Linked DNA regions of Homo sapiens: region 1 is linked to region 2. A link is a loop called in an ENCODE intact Hi-C map of the cell type or tissue named here. Cell type or tissue: endothelial cell of umbilical vein. All regions are shown on one strand. Each heading gives the region's core, and the rest is flanking DNA. Links, peaks and the distances in the headings are about the cores only.

Region 1 (7,762 bases), core at 1,745-5,744, 1.1 Mb after region 2:
CTTATTAGAACTCCAAATTCTCAGGCCCTTCACCCTAGACCAACCTACCAAACTAGAATGCCCAGGTAATTCCATTGCCCACTCAAGCAGGTGAAACACAGCCTCACAGCCTGCAGGTCACAGTGTGGCTGGGGCTGTCTTCTGATTCTACACACACACTGGGAGCAGAAGTGAGATGGTTGAGGCAGAATGCAAAAGTTCAAGTGCTTTCGTGTCTCTGAGATCTAAAACTATGAAGCATTGTGCACTTCTCCACCCTGTTCGCTTTGAGTTCACAGAAATGTGTATTTCTAGGTGCACTGAGTGTACATCCCGAGTGTGTGTGTCGGTGGGTGTTGAATTTCTAGGCACACTGAGTGTACATCCCGAGTGTGTGTGTCGGTGAGTGTTGAATTTCTAGGTGCACTGAGTGTACATATCTGAGTGTGTGTGTCCGTGGGTGTTGAATTTCTAGGTGCACTGAGTGTACATTCCGAGTGTGTGTGTCGGTGGGTGTTGAGAGTGTGTGTGTTTTCAGACCTGCCCTCTTCCTGTAACTGGCCGTGTGAGATTGGGCAAATGACATAACCTCTCTGAACCTCACTTCCCACACATTAGTTAAAAACCAAGGCTGATTTCTGTGGCCATTCTCCAGTTCTGAAGTACTCCAACCTTGTGGTGTTGTCTTAGCTTAACGATATGAGAAGAAATTGGGGTGGGGGAAAGTGAGGCTACCCATAGTTACGTAGCACTGGACAATATATAAGCATGCATATATAATATGAATTAGAATGTATACTGACATACTATATACCATTATATAGTTTATATTATATAGTATATATAATATACATGTGGTATGGTAAATAATATTGAAGAATATTTCCCAACATTAAATTAGCCAGCATATGGTTAGGTTTGCAATTAGGGAGATTTATTTTACCATCTGCAAGGGGCTTCAGGAAGAGTCACATTCAGTACTGTCACTTTGAAATCCTAATGACCCTGCAACCTAAAGGTTAGACTGTGATACCAGGAAAAGTAAGCTGTTCTCTACACACATTGATTTCTTTTCCATTGTCATAAAACAGTAGCAAATCAAAGGAAGAAAACCCCATATTTTTATATCCAGATTCATGTAGTGAGTATCCAATTGACTGGCCAACATCTTCTGAAATACAGATATCCTTTTAAAATTGACTATATAAAATTCTTATATGCTTTTAGAAGAACCACAATTTTATACATGTATATACAGAGAGAAATATATCTTTTTGGTATTATGCTTTTGCATAGATTTGGCTCAACGGCTCATCATGACAGTCTTCTGAGTATATACCTTCCTCATTTTTCTGCTAAGAATCTATCAAGAAAACTAGTAAACCCATATCGGAAACATAGACTAATATGTTGTTGACTGCCAGAAAATTCTTTATTCTATCTAACCAAAATTTTCCAAGAAACGGTGGCAATTTAACCTTATCTGGTTTCTTTAATGGAAGATCATATATTACATTTATGTTACTTACAGCCACAGATCACAATGGTGTCTTGAAAAAGGCAGCTCGGTTATCAACGAGATATGCATACCTGCTCAGTTTATTTTGTATGGCAGAAAAGTGAAAGCTGGTCTCACTATCCGTCACAAAATATCATAACATTTAAGGATGGCCTAATGAGCAGCCAACCCCGAAAACAATAGGAATGCCTTTGGAATGAAGTAAAATTTTGCAAACGGCATTGACTTATTTTTATTATATACAATTTTTTCCCCTTTTTTGGATTTTTATGACTCTGCATACATAATAAAATTCCAAGCAAGTACTTTCATTTTTTTCAAAAATGAGAAAATGGTACTAGAAGAATTTAGGACCTTTTTCAACTCTGCTTAAGATTAAGATGTCCCAGGGTGAAATCTTGATGTGCCCACTACTTTAAAGCACCGCCCTGTAAACATTCACAGTTGATTCCAAACATGCTGAAGAAGCCAAGCTGCCAGCATGCAGGTGTTCAGAGCTGCATCCTGGTTCTACCCAAGGGCTTGACCCAGGGTCGAATTCCCTGTTGCCCTCTAAAGCCCGGTACTCAGTGAGAAAGAAGAAAAGTGAATTGGATAGTAGACATTTTCCATACTCCTCTATTTAACATTCGGGGGGCAAATGAGCCTTTTAACTGAACACAGATACAGGAAACTGAAGACATAAAGTATTCATTTTCCCCAGCTTGAAAGTTTATATCGGAAGTTCCTATATTTCATGCAAAATATTGCTATTTGGCACATGAGGTCTGATGGTTTCAGAAAGTAAGAATTAGATGTTCCTTCGATCTAGCTTGTAAGTGCATCCAAACCACACCCTGAATATGATAATGCTTCTCATTTCCCCTGTGCCTTGGTGTCACAGCTCTCCAGCACCATTGTGAGCCTGAGGGTCAAGACCCCTACCAAGGCAATAACGTTCCTACTGACTCCCAGGAACACACGTGGGGAGAGTGGAATGGGCTCTTCCCCAATCCTCCAGCATTAAACTCAGCCCTGAGACTCCCAGGGCTTAGAAAACAGCTTAGAGTGAAGAATTGTTTTCTCTGAGAGTTATGCCTGAACACTTCTGCTAAAGCAGACAGTCATCAGTTAATCTCTATAAATGACTACAATTTTGGCAGGTATCAGCTGGTATAGAAATTGCTCACAAGTTAAAGCTCTCATTTCTAAGTATATAGTAATGAGGGGGACTAATTAAAATAAAAAACAAAGAAACAAACAAACAAAAAATACCTCACGTTGTGCCTGACCACAGGACTGGCTTACCTGGAATGATGATTCCTGTTGGGTGTCTCCGTGGCACAGGTCCCCACGCTTGCTGGCTAAGAGAGACACAACTGCCAAGAGCTGTTTTTCCAAGCTGTGGCTGTAGACTCTACCACGTCAAGTGCTGTGTATTCAGAATGACCTCGCTCACATCACTCTCCTGGGTCACCCACTGTCCTTGACACAGTGTTCTTCAAAAATGCCACTAAGTGCCTGAGGAATGTGAAGTTTTGAAATGAGCACAAAACCTGCCGGCAGCCTTTGCCGACTGGCATTATTTCTGAGGCAGATAGAGCTCTCCACAATCATTGTTCCTGCCTTCTTCTTTACCCCAACTCGTAATGCCAGGCATTAGACTGTGGTAGGAGGTTAAAGGGCTGAGTTATTATGTTTTGAATGGTTGTTCCATTGGAATTGTTTGTTTTTCTGCAAGAAAACTGCAGATTTTTCAGTTTGATCATCAGGAAGCCAAGGATCTATGGCAGAGATAAGAGGAGGGAGGAGCTAAGGAAGGCTTCATCCAGAGGCACTGAGTCACACCATGGCTGACCAACACAGAGCGCTCTAGAAAAAAGACATTTTCATACTTCTGAGGGAAAGGGATGATGGGGGTTGCTGCAAGACCTGGCCCCATGGCCTTTCATCCACAAAGCCGGTGCTTAAAATACGCAGCCAAGAACAGGCCTCCCACATGCATGCTGAGCCTGCGTGACTCAGGCTGTTTGCGTTCAAGTCTCCTGTTGTGGGCTGGAGCGCTGAATCAGAGTCCAGATTTGCCTTGGTGACACATGACAAGAGGGGCCATTGCATTTGAACTACATAAATATTATGCTTAAGTGTTTTTCCTCATTTTGGAGCCAAACAGGTCTCGTTAATGATAAAATCACTGCAATATAGTGGGCCCTTTTTTTCTGGTCTGGAATTTGAGACAATGTCAACTGTGCCAAGGGGCCTGGCAGCAGGAAGAAATGGCCAGCCATGGAGATTTGCAGCCATCATGCAAGTTATACCATTTAATTTTATAATTGTAGCCATTGGGAGCTGGACTACAGTGCACTTCTCGTGGTCTGCTCTTACCCCAGGCTGCGGGAGTGGAATCAAGGGGGCCTCTTTCTAGTCTAGGATTGGGTCAGGGCATGTGAAATAGCACTTTATGGGGGCAGCGGGCAGGCTGTTTCTCAGTCTGGCTTTGGGGACATTTGGCAATAGGGAACAGAGGTTGTGCAATCGATCAAGGACTCTTTATTGGAACCATAAGGCTGAGGAAGCAGCAGGAGGCCATTGTCTTTAAAAGAGAAATGAATGGCCCAGGCCTCCTGTGGCTACCTCCCTACCTTGGAGCCTCAGCTTTGCACGACAGGACTGGCTCTGGTTTAAGGACATTTTGAGAAAACCGTAGGCCCCAGTCCCCCATGAGTGGCCTCTGCTTGCTGCTTCCTGGTGACGGTTGTTTTGGTGAAGAGCATGATGAGGACACTTGCTATCTATATAGACACTGAGGGGCCCACCATCCCACCCTATATAGACACTGAGGGGCCCATCATCCCATCCCACCAGTCCTGAGCCCCCTGGGGAAGCTCACCAGATAGGCTGTAGCTACCTCTGGGCTCCAGTGGGCCTATTCTGCTGGGAATATTGGACAAGACACAGGCGAGGCCTTCCTGTCAACTCCTCCTTAGGGGTACATGGGGGAGTCGGCTTCAGGGAAGAAGGAATGCTTGTGAAAAGCCTGTGAGGAGAGGGAGAGGGAGAGGGGCTGAGGGGCTGAGGATGCCCTGCGTGTACCTGGAAATGGGACCTCCCCAGAGGCTGTGGGTTTGCAGCCACGCCTCATTTCCTCTTGGAAGGGGCCCTACCACTAAGCTGCGGGGCCCACTTTGCCGCCTCTAAAACGTGCCAGTGGCTGGGTTTGCAGTAAGGAACAGCCGTTCTGATGCCCCTGGGAGGCCACCTTTCCTGGCTGCCACAGCATAGCCCCTGGCATGTGGCCATGTGCCAACAATTAATGCGCCTCTTTCCCTCCCGGCATCACCACCACCGCCAAGTTCTGTATCTCAGTGAGTTGTGCCCATTGGAAGTGGGTGTAGAGGGTTGGGGAGGGTGCCAAGGCCCAGACTGGGGGAGCACTCTGTGGCCGAGGCGGTGAAAGGGGGCCCATTCTGCTGAGAGGACAGTGGCCCCAAATTCAGCTGGCATATCTCTAGCGAGTCTATGTTGGGGTGAGGGGAGAGAGAGGGGAAAGACAAGAAAAGCCCCAGTTTTAGGAAATCCACAATACTTTTTCTGATCTCTTCCCTCCCTCCTTCCCTCCCCCCATCCCCTCCCCTCCCTGCTCCCCACAATAGGACATCGGCAGAAACTAGATGATCAGACCAAGCCCGGGAGCTTGTCCTTTTCCGAGCGGCTCAGTGAACTGGAGCAGCTGCGGCGCACAGCCATGAGGGTCAGCCCACACCACCCAGCCCCCACGCCCAACCCTCGTGCCTCCCTGAACCACTCCACTGCCTTTAACCCTCAGCCTCAGAGTCAGATGCAGGGTAAGTACCAGATGGAGCCCACTGCCCGCCTCTCCTGCACCTGGGCCACCACCCACAACTGGCCCCCATGTGCACACACCTTCCCAGACCAACTGGGGTTTCCCCTTGATGCTCAGAGAAAGGCCTCGAACCAACAGCACCACCTGGGAGCTGTTGGAAATGCAGAGTCTTGGGCCCCACCCACCCCAGACCCACCGAGTCAGATCTGCATTGTAACCAGATCCCCACAAGGAAAAGCACTGCTACAGAGGATACGAGGAGCTCTGGGTATGGATATCCATATTGGATAGATAGCTCTCTTGAATTTTTTAAGAGTTAGCTTTGGCTATGCTATTTTTTTACCTACCCATTAGGCTTGAAGACACACACGCAGACACACACACACACACACGTCAAGCAAAGTGAAGATGGGATGTTTCAAGTTCTCGCTATTGCCAGATTATTTGTGGGTTTTGTATCTAGTGTTTTTTTATTATTAAGAAATAGTTGAAATGTATGGATGTCATCACATCAAGGGTGTTATTTGCAAATCAATAGAGAATGCAGGTCCCCCCAGCCCATGGGGCTAGCTGGCAATTACTAAAGCGCTGTAAGATGCAATAATTGCCTAAGGCCCACTGTGCCAAATTAGATAATACAAGAAGTTCATTTACACTGTAGACCAGTGACGTCAATGACTGTTTGCTCTGTGATACCGTTTCAAAAATCCAAAATGCAGACTTTTCTCTGTGCCATGCAGGATGCAGCTGTGTGTGATATGGTTTACAGTAATATTTCTTTCTCAAAGTAGCAGGCTTGTTAAGGAAAAGATAAGCAACACATCTGGGGAAAAGGGCAGGTGGCCAGCAATCGATGTGGTAGCTCTTTGCCCCTCTCGGACAGCAGGAATTAGCTTCCCCAGGCATTTTCTGTATGTGAGTTGTATTGTGGGATGTACAAATATCATCTGTTCCTTTGGGTTTCCAGGCCAGTAGCTCTCTATTTTGGGTTCAAACATGGGTTCTCAGGCCGGGCGCGGTGGCTCACACGTGTAATCCCAGCACTTTGGGAGGCCAAGGCGGGCGGATCACGAGGTCAGGAGATGGAGACCATCCTGGCTAACATGGTGAAACCCCAACTCTACTAAAAATACAAAAAATTAGGCAGGCATGGTGGCGGGTGCCTGTAGTCCCAGCTACTCAGGAGGCTGAGGCAGGAGAATGGTGTGAACCCGGGAGGTTGGAGGTTGCAGTAAGCCGAGATTGCACCACTGCACTCCAGCCTGGGCAACAGAGCGAGACTCCATCTCAAAAAACAAACAAACAAACAAACAAAAACATGGGTTCTCAAAAGGCATGCCCACTGTCTCCCATGGAGCTTGACAGCCCATGCCATTAGCTCTCACTGTTAGGTTTCTGGGGAAGGTTCTTCTACTTGATTGGAAAATTTCCAAATAAATCTTTCCAGAAGATACTATGCACACAGCTAAGTGGCCTGTCTGTGGAGTAACCCTTTTGTAAACAAACAGAAACCTAAAGCTTGATGTTTTGGGGGGCTGCCTGTCATCTATAGGTTCATTTAGGTGTATTTAGGAAGAGGATCCATGAAACCACTGGTTTCCTGTTACATAATAATCATTAATAATGATTTAAAATGTGTACATTGATTTTTTTTAAATTCCAAAATACAAGCGTATATGGTAAATTAAGTCAAATGGTATGTTCAGTGAGCGAGATGGGCTTGGGGCAAAACAATACTTTGCTTCCAAAGAGGATACAACTCTCAAGGAGATTCTTTCATCTTGCCTTTAAGGTCATTTAAACTAATTCACATAATCTTCAGAAAACTAATTCACATCATCTATTCATGTGTAAAATCAAAAGGAAGACTGTTTTCTTAGTCTCTCGTTGCCTAACTGGCCATTTATACTACTAGGTTGATTAAGGGATTTGCCTTTTTCTGCTGATATGGGAACAAAAAGTCTTAAGCATTTTTAAAGGCAATGGAAAATTCAGCCACATGGGGGAAAATTGATATTGTCACCATTGAGTTGCTCTGTTTCTTGGTGAAGAGTGAATCTAATCTGATTTCCTTCTTCATCAGATATGCCTCTTTAACAACAAAAACAAAAAAATGGGGGGAAGTTGCACATTGAGTTCTCATCCTCTGAAGCTCCTGGGCAAAAGCATTATTGTGGACCGTGTGATGGGCATTCGTCAGCTCTTTGGAGACCTATATGCTTAGTAGAGTATCAGGTTTAACACTAAGCATCGCCCCTTTTTTGTTCCTCTTGAAAACTTTTACTTCTGCAACATTTAAGAAATCATAACTCGCTTTTAGAGTTCCTACGGGCTTGGTTGCTACTCTAAAGAATGTGTGAACTATATTGCTGGTGTTCTTTCTTTCCAAAATATGAATTTGATATTCAGTACTTCACTTGTAAAATTTTAGGAACAACTTT
Region 2 (7,762 bases), core at 2,043-6,042:
CCTAACTCGCAGAAAAAGTTGATTGACCCCCTACTCCACAGTTTCATAAAATAAACCTTACCACTTCAGTTTTAAATTTGAAGAAACCAAGACTCTGGAAGATTATTTACTTTCCTAAGGTTCCTAACCAACAGGAAATTGGCAGTTGTGTGACTCAATTTCAGAACCAGGATATTTCCAACATACCATGCCACCTTGGGGGAACTTGTCTTTAGTTTGTGTGGTCCACTTTTTCTGCTTAGAGAGCATGATTTTGACCTGTCATATGGACCTAATTTTGTTGTTGTCAATCTCCTTTTTAGCTCAGCAAACTCACACTCAATACGTAATCTCTGTTTCTGGGTCTTAGCTATCTTCTAATTTATTATGAACTCAATAAATACTTCTTTTATTTTGTAATTTAAGGTTGTTGATGAAAGGGTTAAGGTTGTGTTGGATAAAGGTGCGATTGTCTGTGAAATGCCACTAGTTATGCATCCAGAGTGAATCATTAAAAACAAAACCCACCTTTTAATGTCGAAATCATTTTAGATTTATGGAAGAGTTGCAAAGGCAGTACAGAGAGCTTTTTGTATACTCTTCACCTGTTTTCCTTAATGTTAACCTCTTACATAACAGTGGCATATTTATAAAAAGTAAGAACTCAACATTGATACAATACTATTAATTAGACGATAGACTTTATTCTGATTTGTTTTTCTACTAATGACTTTTTTTCTTTTCCAGAATCTAATCCAGGATACGATGCTGCATTTAGTCATTACAGCCCCTTAGTCTTCTCCAATCTGTGACAGATTCTCAGTCTTTTGTTGTTTTTTACGACCTTGACATTTCTCAAGAGGACTGGTTAGACATTTTGTAGAATGTTCCCCATTTGCATGTGTCTGATGTTTTCTTGTGATTAGACCAGGGTTTTGGGTTTCTGGGAAGAATACCATGAAGATGAAGTGCCCTTTTCATTGCCTCATGGCAGGTGCATGTGATGTCAACATGACTTCATACCGCTGATGTTAACCTTGATCATTCGGTTGGGTGAATGATTTTTAATGATTGATCATCAATATTGGGTCACACTAATTTTGTATTCAGCACAATGGTAGGTACTTACTGGGTGAGATAATTGAGAAACAGCATAGAAAATCATTCCAAAAAATGGATAAAAAAGAATATTCTTTATATAATGTGCAAGGAAATAGTGAGTAGGCAAAGAATAGACAATTCACAAGGGAAAAGTTTTTTTCTTCTTTTCACAAGGGAAAACATTTTGAAAAATACGTGAAAAAGTTTCTCCTTATGGATAAATAGTAATTGTCATATCATTATAATATTAATTTTAAAATGGTACACAAACTTAAGAATATTAATTGAAAAGCTGGTGTAACCAATTTGTATTTCCAGTCTAATTACAATTATTTAAAAATATGCAAAGTTAAAGAAGACCAGATCATAGAATAAATGTTAATAGTGATTGCTTTTGGATGATGAGTTTGTGGGTGATTGTTTTTCTCCTTTTGGCTTTTCTATAGCTTTGGAAAAATTTAACAATGGGCTTGCATTAGTCTTCTAGGGTTGTCCTAACAGAATATCACAGACTGGGTGGTTAAACGACAGACATTTATTTTTTCACAGTTCTGGAGTTTAGAAGTCCAAAATCACAGTGTTGACAGGGCTGGTTTCTTCTGGGGCCTCTCCCTGTGGCTCTCAGGTGGCTGCCTTTTCTTTGTACACACACATTCCTGGTGTCTCTTTCTCTTCTTGCAAAGACATTAGTCCTATTGGATCAGGGGCCCACCCTATGACTTCATGTAACCTTGTTAAAAGGTTAACATTATCTCCTTAAAGGCCTTATCTAACAGTCATATTGTGGGTTAGGGCTTCAACATATAAATTTTGCAGGGACACAATTCAATCCCTAACAGAGCTTTTTTTTTTTTTTTTTTCCTTGAGAGTTTCACTCACGTTGTCCAGGCCGGAGTGCAGTGGTGTGACCTTGGCTCACTGCAACCTATGCCTCCCAGGTTCAAGCAATTCTCCTGCCTCAGCCTTCCGAGTAGCTGGGATTACAGGCCCCCACTACCACACCCAGGTAATTTATGTATCTTTAGTAGAGACAGGGTTTCACCATGTTGGCCAGGCTGGTCTCAAACTCTTGACCTCAAGTGATCCACCCACCTTGTCCTCCCAGAGTGCTGGGATTACAGGCGTGAGCCACTGCACCCAGCCAGAGCTAAATTAACAGATGCGGTGTGAAGTACTGGAAAGAACATAAAAGTTAGAGTCAAAACCGATTTGAATAGCTACTTAAAGGCCATGTGAATTTAGGTAGATCTGCACCTCTGTTAGTTTATTTGTCAACCTGGAATACTAAAATAATTTTGCAGGATGTTTGGGAAAAAAACTTAAGTGATCCAATAAGCATGGAAGTGCCTAGCATGAGTTATACTTAACATTGACTTTCTTAAAAGACGTGGCACCTGTCCTTGGGATTTTTATAATCTCCTTAGAAAGACAAGATTAAAATACATTAATGGATGAAATGCCAAGTATTGTGGAACCTCATGTAGTCATGGTAGGAATGCAGAGGAGGTGGAGGGAGAATTGGAGGAATACTGAGAAAAATTCTAGGGAGTAGGAGGTACTTGTATGTTGAATGTGTTAGACACTGTTCTAAGTCATTTTGGATCCACGTTCATGCAAATATGTATTAAGTGCCTATCATGTGCCAGGCATTATTCAGGGCATTGATGCTACAGAGGAGAGCAGAATAGACAAAAATACCTGCTTTCATGTAGTTCATAGTCCAGTGGAGGGAGACAGGTAATAAACAAGTAAACAAGCAAGTATATGGTAGCGCTAGGGAGAAAAACATAGCAGGAAGCGTGTTCCCTTTAGGTAAGGTGACCAAGGTGCTTAGTGCTCACATGCAAAGATGAAGGCAATATCTTCTTGCTTTCCACTCAGGAAGAGAGTCTTAAAAACAGATCAATTACCAGAAACAGGGGAAACACTATTATATTAACCCAAGGCGATAGAGGGATAAAAGAGAGATGTACAGACTATGCCTGGGGAGTTAGGGATGTCTTCACAGAGAGGTGGTGTTTCAGCTGAGTCTTGGAGTGGATAGCATTTCCCCGGGCAAAGACCTGGAGGGCACCCCAGATGAAGGGAATGTGATTGGATTTGGGGGCTTGGAGGATAATTGGGTGTGTTGGGAGCATAGGGTAAGGAGCGGAGACAGGTTTGAAAGGTAGATGGGCACTTATATGTGAAGAACTTTTCTCTATGATGCTGGGAGAGTTTGGATTTTATTCTATAAGTGAAGGAAGTGACATTTATTTCAAGCAGGGGTTTTTCAAAATATTGCTTGCGTTGGAGGTTGGATGGATGCCGACTTCATTAACTGAGGTCTAGGAAAGAGTGCAAGAGGGTTGAGAGGAGAAGGAGAGATGAAAATGGAAGAGGAGATAGAGTGAAGGAAGGGGAAGTACTGAGTTCAGTCTGGGAAGGTGGAGGGTCCAATGGCAGTTGGATGAGGAGGCTGAGCTGGGGGAAAGTCAGGAGGAAACATCTAGATTTGAGTTGCACATCAAGACTCTAATTCTATCTGCCTTCCTAAGGTAGTTGATTCCACTTGCACCAAAATCTTGATTAGATTAAATCAACATCTTAAAAAATTAAAACAAATGACACGCCTTTCATTCTTCTGTAAATGTGAAGTTTAGTGCTTTTTTTTAAGAAATAAAAAACCGAGAAAGTTGCATAAATACGCATTTGTACTCTGCCTATTTGTGCTGATTATTTCTCAGCTAGGTTTCTGCCTATGGGTTTACAAAGTATCATTTACACAAAAGTACTTTGCCAGTTAAGGAATTACAATAGGAACATTTATTCACAGAAGCAGGTCATCCCTTTCTCCCACTCTCTCCACTCCCACTTTTGAAGCAGCATATGTTTTCTGTACATTTTTCTAGCCTTCAGAAATAACTTTGTAACAAGTTACAAATCCCTAGGGCCTGCGAATTTGAAGACATGTGGTGTATTTAAGTGCTCTCCTTCTTGCTTTATTATTCCTGTGGGTCCTCCTTCCTTCTCCTTCTAAGTCAGCTCTTGGCTCCTTACCTCAAGTGCCTACTGAGGACATTTGGGCTCATCTACTCTTTCTCTCAAGATCCCTGGGTCCAAGAACTGGTCAACCCTCTCCCAACATGATTTTGAGCTAAATTATCTATTGCCTTTTTTTTTCTTCATTCCTTTCCTTCTTGAAAGATGTCTACAGTCTGCCTTGGTCCTTTAGGGGTCAGTATACCCTCTTTCTTTCTCACTCTCTGGCTGGCTATTGTCGTGTGTGTGTGTGCACACACATATGTGATTCAGTGACTTTCTCCAGAGGCGCCTGGCTTGAGTGAGTTGGTTCTGTGCCATTGGGAGGAGGATAGTTTCTTCCCCACAGGGGCAGCGCTGCTCTGACTTAGGGAGTTTAATGTCTTGTCAGATGTTGATGCTTTTACTTCCCTTCCTGTTTCAACTGGAATGAGTCATATTTGAAAATATTTTCATCCTTTTAGTGACTATATTGAATAACACACATTTTTCATTATTATTTACTGCAATTAACCTTAACCTCATTCTTTTCTTCTTTTAAACATTAGCACAGTTATTTCTATTATTATCTAGGTTCCCTCTGTCTCTATACTTAGCTTCATTAAAACGGATTGCAGCTTAGATAGGTTGAGAAACAGTCTTTTTTAATTTCTGGAGACTCAGCTTTCATTAATGCAATAATGAAAACTATGGTGGGAGAGTGTAGATAGTTGGCTAATAGATTGTCCCAACCTATTTTAGATCGGCTTTCTCCTCATTTGTCCTCCCCTAAACCAAGCTACTTATAAATGTTCTCCAATTCTGAGCTCTTTTTTTTTTTTTTTTTTGAGGTGGAGTCTCACCCTGTCACCCAGGCTGGAGTGCAGTGGCATGATCTTGGCTCACTGCAATCTCCACCTCCCAGGTTCAAGCGATTCTCCTGCTTCAGCCTCCCCAGTAGCTGGGATTACAGGCATGTGCCACCATGTCCAGCTAATTTTTTTTTTTTTTAAGTAGAGATGGGGTTTTGCCATGTTGGCCAGGCTGGTCTCGAACTCCTGACCTTAGGTGATCCGCCTGCCTTGGCCTCTCAAAGCGCTGGGATTACAGGTGTGAACTACCACACCCGGCTGCGTTAATTAAACTTCCTTTACTGCCCTGAGCTATTCTTATGACATTTCTTTGAGACAGGACAAGTGACTCAGTCTCTTTGTAATTTATTGAGTTCTTTGATTAAAAGAGACCATTACCAGCTAAAAATTCTACCCTCTGCCCTCGCTTTCACATCCTTCGAATGGATAAAGGGAAGATCTGTACAACACAGCCAGATATCAATACTGCTGCATCGTGTGCCTGGCTTCCTGGTGGTAGCCACCTGCTGCTTAGAAACTGTTTCAAAGGGGAACTGGCGTACTTCCCTTTTAAGCAAGAGTTACAGCGCAAAAGCTGCCTCAGTCATAATTTCTAACGTAGTCATCTCCTCTTTATAAGTGCACTTCCTCAGAGACCTGTGGACATAAACTGAATGTGTTAGGCAGAGACCTTTCAAAATTTAGACTTGTTTTCTGGACAGATGCCAGATTTCCTGGATGGCTGGTTACAATCCCCTTGTCCACCCGCGCAGTGCAGCTAAGATTGTCTGTCTGAATCATCATCCTTTTTTAGTGTGTACTTAAAGTGGAAGTGATGTTTTCCAGACCCTGTGTAGGAATGAGCTCATGTCATGAGGTTTTGCTCTGATGTTGGTTTCTCTCAGTTAGTTTAGTGACATTAGGATCTGAAGGCCGACGAATGGCTTTGATACCATTTTAAGGTGTCTTCCATTTCCAGTACTCCAGGATTATTGGGAAATTACTGGGGAGATGAAGACATTATGTAAGGTGGCAGGTCAACCTACTAGTTATTCACAGCCATTGGAAGATACTATGGGACTGTTAATAGTATGTGCTGAAAAGACTTCTCTCTTGTTGCTTTAAAAAAATGTAGTTTATTTACATGTATATTGACTTCTTTATGGTCCTATCCTAAGTGGATAAATGGCTGAATTCTATTTTTCTGCTAAGATTTTAGGCAGGAGAGTATTTTTCATGAATGTCTTGTAAATCATTAGTAAATGTTCTCTGACAAAGGGTTCCATGGCTAGATAGGTTTGAGAAATGCTGGGGAAGAATATGATGATGTCACCCGTAGGACATTTACATTGCTCTTCCTGATGCTGATATACAAATATATGTCTGTTTAAATTGATTTAATGATCTAATAAAAACTAAATTTCTCCTCTGAGAAATTGATGAAAACAACCAACCGTGAATATCCTAGCAAACTGTTTTCATGTCTGTTTTCAGATAAGCATTCCCTGAAGAATTTTATTTATTCATTTGTTTATTTGTTCATTGAACACATATCTATTTTGTGCCTTCTCTGTGCCAATACTTAGGGAAACGCTGCACCTTAATGAAAAGAAGGCTGTGGCAGACATGGCTGGTCTCAGCCATCCCTTTCCTTTAGTAAAGTTGAGTCCAATGCAGCCCAGAACAAAGGTTATGTTTCCCAGCTTCCCTTGCAGCAAGAACTGCCACATGGCCCGTGGGATGTGACCTTGAGGGCTATGTGCAGAGTTGCTGTGGGGCCTCTATGCACAGGCTTAGGTATGCACAGGTATGCACGTGCTATGTGTTTTGGATGGCAGAACAGCAGGACAGGAAGAGCGGGAACTCTGATACTATGGAGTGTTATAACACTTTGAATATTTATGATTAGACCATATTTAAAATAAATAAACTATTATCAATTTAAGTTACTGTTACTTTGACCTTTTTTAATGATAGCCAAACTAATAACCTAACTGATCCAGAAAGGATTTTCAATGATCAGGCATTGTCATAAGATTCAGTAGGCACATTTAGGAGCTTTTTTTTTTTGAGATGGAGTTTCACTCTTGTTGCCCAGGCTGGAGTGCAATGGCGTGATCTTGGCTCACTGCAACCTCTGCCTCCCGAGTTCAAGCGATTCTCCTGCCTCAGCCTTCCCGAGTAGCTGGGATTACAGGCATGGCCCACCACGCCTGGCTAATTTTGTATTTTTAGTAGAGACAGGGTTTCTCCATTGTTGGTCAGGCTGGTCTCGAACTCCCGACCTCAGGTGATCCACCCACCTCAGCCTCCCAAAGTGTTGGGATTACAGGCTTGAGCCACTGTGCCTGGCCACATTTAGGAGCTTTTAAAAGTCAAGCAGTACATAATGACCATCTCAGTTTAGATAAAAGGCCTGAATATAGAAGGGTAACTTTTGTGAGCTTCTGAAAGTTCTCATTCCTACATTTTGAGAGAGGAAATGAAAGACCTAAGGAACTGAAATTCCTTTCAGTGATGGTGGAGAGAGGCCCATGTTCTTTTCACTGCTTTAGCCAACATATGTAGAGAAATAAGGCCAGGTTTTCATATGATGTCTGAATTTGCCCAGTTAGTCCAGGGGGGACAGGCGCTCAACATAGATTCAAGGGTTTTAAAATAATCAACATTTATTTTTCAAATTCCTTCTATATATCTTTGTAAAACAAATTCTGGCATAGCAAACTTCCTTCTTACCAACAGGCTACCTCTATCCACATAGTGGGCATATGTAAACACACGAGTATATATATTTAGATGTGGGTTCGGCATAAAATAGCTTTTTCTTCCTA

The links. Hi-C counts contacts between places; a loop is a spot of excess contacts. Peaks named below come from ENCODE experiments on the same cell type or tissue, not always from the same donor. Only the 100,000 strongest peaks of a DNase experiment are listed, where the experiment ranks them.
Region 1: a loop joins it to region 2, with 14 times the contacts of the local background. A loop is called at or near these places in 1 of 110 quality-filtered maps.

The regions. Positions count from the first base shown.
Region 1 is chr21:34,831,970-34,839,731 of GRCh38, reverse strand. RUNX1 (RUNX family transcription factor 1) reads left to right here. Exons shown (of 9, transcript NM_001754.5): 7 at 5,131-5,322. RUNX1-AS1 (RUNX1 antisense RNA 1) reads right to left here and starts at 3,419. Exons shown (of 2, transcript NR_186614.1): 1 at 2,786-3,419. RefSeq lists an enhancer at 2,736-3,935. In endothelial cell of umbilical vein, for the core only: no CTCF peak of the experiment used is centred there; a DNase peak (open chromatin) is centred at 3,411; H3K27ac peaks cover 2,502 bases.
Region 2 is chr21:35,930,305-35,938,066 of GRCh38, reverse strand. No RefSeq gene overlaps it. Among named protein-coding and RNA genes, the nearest start is that of LINC01436, 71 kb to the left of the region's middle. In endothelial cell of umbilical vein, for the core only: a CTCF peak has its summit at 4,280; DNase peaks (open chromatin) are centred at 4,426 and 5,616; H3K27ac peaks cover 2,100 bases.